Regions from separate parts of the Mus musculus genome. Here region 2 is linked to region 1. Evidence: chromatin contacts called from ENCODE Hi-C or POLR2A ChIA-PET data. All regions are on one chromosome and are shown on one strand. Each heading gives the region's core, a stretch centred on a gene start or an enhancer-like site at or near the end of the contact. The rest is flanking DNA. Distances are from core to core; before and after follow the strand shown. Region 1 holds the start of Rdm1 (RAD52 motif 1). Region 2 holds the start of Arl4d (ADP-ribosylation factor-like 4D).

What was found. A loop is a pair of places that touch in the nucleus more often than their neighbours do. ChIA-PET counts read pairs that join two places held with the same protein, here RNA polymerase II (POLR2A).
Region 2: POLR2A ChIA-PET joins it to region 1 with 16 read pairs in embryonic stem cell. The contact joins the promoter of Arl4d here to the promoter of Rdm1 in region 1. A Hi-C loop is called at or near these places in 5 of 37 maps with a recorded cell type or tissue (gastrocnemius, heart and left cerebral cortex). POLR2A ChIA-PET finds 5 or more read pairs at or near these places in 5 of 5 experiments (Patski and embryonic stem cell).

The regions. Positions count from the first base shown.
Region 1 is chr11:101,626,690-101,629,205 of GRCm38, forward strand. It overlaps Rdm1 (RAD52 motif 1), which reads left to right and starts at 1,260. Exons shown (of 7, transcript NM_025654.2): 1 at 1,260-1,375; 2 at 1,584-1,763. The coding sequence starts at 1,280. LOC115487916 (a small nuclear RNA gene) reads left to right here and starts at 677; the gene lies at 677-867.
Region 2 is chr11:101,664,279-101,666,794 of GRCm38, forward strand. It overlaps Arl4d (ADP-ribosylation factor-like 4D), which reads left to right and starts at 1,263. Exons shown (of 2, transcript NM_025404.3): 1 at 1,263-1,359; 2 at 2,270-2,516. The coding sequence starts at 2,372.

The DNA.
Region 1 (2,516 bases), core at 10-2,509:
GAGGGGAGGGAGGGCTTGGAGAAGGGGTTGAGGTAGATGAACAGATAGGCAGACAGAGGGGAACAGAGTCACGAGGGCAGAGAAAGCAGGGGACAGAGAAGGAGAGAATGGGGGCTGGGGCCAGAGACCGCAAGGAACACGTGGGAACAGAGAGAGCTGGAGTGGTGAAGCAGTCGTTATCACCACACCTGAAGAAGCACCATAAGCTGGTTGCTTGATCCTAGGGAGGAGCCTAGCGGAATCGCCTGTAAACTAATAAATTAAGCAGAAAATCGAAAGGCCCCTTTTCCTCAAGGACCTTTTGTTGTGGGTGTGGTCTGAAAGACTGCGAAGAAGAACCTGGTTGTATCGCAGGGAAAGGTCAATACGTCCCCTCTGCGCCCCGGTTGCGCTCTACAGCGCAGAAGCGGAAAAAGCAGTCCAGGTTCGAGCTTTCGGCGCGCTTGGGCGGGGCATGCAAATAACTGCTCTGTGGAACTCTGGGAGCAAAAACAAAAAACTGCAACCAAAACTTCTCGGCCTCCTTGAATCTTACAGGCTTTTCGTGGCGTAAAGGTGGTGTACTCAATGAAGAGGAGAGTCTGTGTTGGCTGCATGTTTGAGTCGGTTGGTTGGTGACTGTGAATTAAAGGTGTGGTCGGTGTTGAGTGTATGGGGCGTGTGGGCGTAGTTCGGTATCGCTTCTCGGCCTTTTGGCTAAGATCAAGTGTAGTATCTGTTCTTATCAGTTTAATATCTGATACGTCCTCTATCCGAGGACAATATATTAAATGGATTTTTGGAAGTAGGAGTTGGAATAGGAGCTTGCTCCGTCCACTCCACGCATCGACCTGGTATTGCAGTACCTCCAGGAACGGTGCACCCCCTCTGGGGAGTAAAGTTGGTTTTAAAGTCAGAGCATGGTGATTGTAGGGCAGTCCAGCTTTTTAAATATGTCTGTGTTTTCTTCTTCTTAACTTTCGTTAGTTTGTATCCTGATTGGGTTGTGTACACGATAACTGAGTTCTCGTTTGCGCCAGAGCTGGAGAGATGGCTTAGTGGTTAAGAGTACCGACTGCTTTTCCAAAGGCCCTGTGTTCAGGTCCCAGCAACCACATAAATAAATAAATCTTAGGAAAAAAAAAAAGAAAAAAGAGTGTAGCACTGGAGCTAATGTGGGGTGGAAACATTTTAAATATGTGCTTTGTGGGAAGTTTTAAGGAAATCGTTAAGCTCCGCCCTTTACTTGTGAGGGTTTAAATTTCGCGGTAGTAGCTTGCGCAGGCGCACTGGCTTTACCATGGCGGAGTTGATCTCTTTCGTAGTTCCCACCCAGAGCGACAAAGTTTTGTTGGTGTGGGATCTGAGCACTGGGCCCCCAGCCGAAGCCTTAAGTGTGAGGGGCTGCGCGGAGAGGGCAGGGGAAGGGAGTGGGGGGACAGGAGGCGTGGGCCCCGCGTGGGCGCAGAGGAACGGGGAGCCAGCGAGGGCTTGTCTCCTCCTTAGATGAAGCCCCAGTGAAGGGAGTGCTTCCAGCGGAGAAGGGCGGGATCTGGGCTTGAAGTGAGGTAGGGGGTCAGCACTCACTGGTGGGCCTCCCACAGCATTCTCTGTTCACAGTGTTCTCTCAGTTTGGCCTTCTGTATTCAGTCCGAGTCTTCCCGAACGCTGCAGTGGCTCGTCCTGGTTTCTACGCCATCATCAAGTTTTACTCCTCGCGGGACGCACAGAGAGCCCAGAAGGCTTGCGATGGGAAACCCCTTTTTCAGACATCACCAGTGAAGGTGTGTGCAAATGCAGGCTTCAGGATAACGTTCCGAGTTCTGCAGTGAGTAGCTAGAGACTCTGTGGTGCCCTGATTCACCCGGTGCTTCCAGATGCGTTTTCACTGATCCTCTGGCCTCAGGTATCCTAGGTGATGGTTAGGTGATAAAAGGTTCATCATGAGAGTAATTGTGGTCAAACCCAAGAGTTCCAATGAAAATCCCATGTCGTATGTTACATTTACATTTATTATTTACATTATTTATAAACATTTTCTATTTTATTTGGACTTAAAATGTGTTTGACCAACTGCCAGTTTTAATATAATGGATGCTTTATTGTCATCACTGTAAAATAGAACTTCCTTCAGGTTCCAGAGGTGGGGAAAGCATCCTTTAGTACATTGTAGCCTTCATTCCATATTAACATAGAACCCGTTCCCCCAGAGCCTCAGCACATCTCACCATGTTTCTCAATTCCACCACCTGTCCTTTCAATTTCTGATTGGCCACTTTTGATGTATCAACCTGCTGCTGACCCAGCTTCTTATTCTTATCCATATTGCTTTTTTTTTTTTTTTTTAAGATTTATTTATTATATGTAAGTACACTGTAGCTGTCTTCAGACACTCCAGAAGAGGGCGTCAGATCTTGTTACAGATGGTTGTGAGCCACCATGTGGTTGCTGGGATTTGAACTCTGGACCTTCGGAAGAGCAGTCGGGTGCTCTTACCCACTGAGCCATCTCACCAGCCCCCATATTGCTTTTCTTTT
Region 2 (2,516 bases), core at 13-2,512, 38 kb after region 1:
CTTTCTGTACCTGTAAGAAACAGACAACAGTCCCTAACATGCTACTGTGAGGTAATGGGGTCCTCCATGCTCTATATGCAGGAAGCTGAGGCCCAAAGATTGTTAGGATGTCCAGGATAGCCTGAGCTACATAATGAGATTCCTATCTCAAAACACACACACAAAAAAACCAAATATAGCTGGATATGATGGCTCATGCCTTTAATCCTTTTTTTTCCTTTTTTTTTCCCGAGATGGTTTCTCTGTGTGGCCCTGGCTGTACTGGAACTCACTCTGTAGATCAGGATGGCCTCGAACACAGAAATCTGCCTGCCACTGCCTCCCAAGATTAAAGGCATGCACTACCACTGCCTGGTTTCATGCCTTTAATCTTAAAGGCAGAGGCAGGTGGATTATTTTGTGTATGAGGCCACCCTAGTCTACATAGTGAGTTCCAGGATAGCTAGGGTTATATAGAAAGACCCTGTCTCAAAAAATACTCCCCCCACCCCCTTATCCCTTGAAGCAATGGCTCAGTGGTTAAGAGCACTTATTACTCTTCCAGCGGACCCAGGTTCGGTTCCCAGCACCCATATGAGGCAGTCACCACTGTCTCTAATTCTGGTTCCAGGAGATCTGACATTTCCTACTGAACACATGGGCATATACTGACCCACTGGCTTAACTGACACTGAGCACTGCTGCCCTTGCAGAGGTCCTGAATCCATTTCCCAGCAACCACATGGTGGCTCACAACCATCTGTAAGGGGATCCGATGCCCTCTTCTGGTGTGTCAGCGTCCCCGTACTCCTATATACATTAAATGGGCTTAGTATTATGAATCAGCTGTATCAGAGCTCCAGGTAAATACTGCTTTGCAAACTAGATGAAGACAGTGACTTGAATGAGTACTACTGAATGAGGTAAGATACGAAAACATGTCAGAATCTCTTCGAGCAGATCTTTAGGTGGAAGGAAAGTATGGGGGGGGGGCAGCCGGATTGAGGGCAAGTGGATGGGGTAGTGTCATTATTAGACATTCCGTTCCATGCTCTCGTCAGGCGCAGCCACGCCTGTTCCTTTAGTCTGTCCCACCTCCCAGCCCTAATGAGTTCCAGGCTCTGTTCCAAATACTGAATAAGGTAGAAAAGATTAAAATAAAGCGGTTCCGGATAGAACGAGCTCTCCATTTCCAGGCTGGGGCTGCAGAGGCTGGCTCAGTCCCCGCCTCCGGGACGCTGATTGGGCCGCGTCGTGTGACGTCACGAGAGGGTTTTTAACGAGGAACCGGAGCAGCGGCACTGCAAAGTCCGCTGTGGCTGAGACGCGACGAGTCGGTGTCTGGTTGGCGTGGCTCGCGGAGAGTGCGGCTGGCTGAAGGTAAAGGAGGGTGTCTGGACCATGCAAAGGCGCCGGCTTGCGGGGCTTAGGGGAGCGGGCGTCGACCGCTGGCTGGAGAGTTGCAGGGCCGTGTGGTGGTGGTCAAAGCGCCCGCAGGGGCGTGCCACCGTTGTGGGTATGCGGTGCTTGTGGGAGCCCGACCCACATCGGTGCTCTTACTTTGGGCACACTGCCCGACCGCCTCCTTCATGCGAGATTTCTCCTCTGGGGAGTGGAGAGCACAGCTTCTGCTTTCTCTCAATCTCGGAGAGGGGTGCAGGGAAACGACCTTACTTCGGATCTTGCCTGCAAGATCCGCACCCTCGAAGATCCTAGTGCCCGAGAGTTTCTCTGACCTCAGGGCCTCTCCTAGGAGTCCCTGGGACAGGAGCACGCCTTGTTACACCTGTAGCTACTTTTTTTATTTTTTATTTTTAAGAAGAGGGGAAGGAGAAAGGCATTGGAGATGGTTTAAAAGCGCCTACCCTAAAACATGAGGACCCTAATTGGTTCCTGAGACCCACATACTCTTGTAAGTTGTCCTGACTTTAACACTCAAGCTGTGAGTGGCTTACACACACGCACAAAATATTTTTTCTTTACTTTGGAAAAAGAGGCACTTAAAAATCTTTTTTTTTTTCTTTTTTGTTTTTCTAGACAGGGTTTCTCTGTGTAGCCCTGGCTGTCCTGGAACTCACTCTGTAGACCAGGCTGGCCTCGAACTCAGAAATCCACCTGCCTCTGCCTCCCAAGTGCTGGGATTAAAGGTGTGCTCCACCACTGCTGGGGCAAACCTTGTTTTAATAAAAGGAATATTTAGAAGGGTAGGGTGCAGGTTTAGGGGAAGGACCCAAAAGTTGCAAATTCGTTTATTCTAAACCTTTCTCGTTTCTTTTTTGGCCTTGTTTAGACACCCCAGCTTGTGCTACCTGCCGTTTTAAGGTCTCCTCTTCTTGGCCTCTGCTGGAGTCCCAGACCTACTCCTGAGGTCCACCCTGCACCCTAGCTCACCATGGGGAACCACTTGACTGAAATGGCCCCTACAGCCTCGTCCTTTCTGCCGCACTTCCAGGCCCTGCATGTCGTCGTCATTGGGTTGGATTCCGCGGGGAAGACTTCCCTTCTTTACCGTCTCAAGTTCAAGGAGTTTGTCCAGA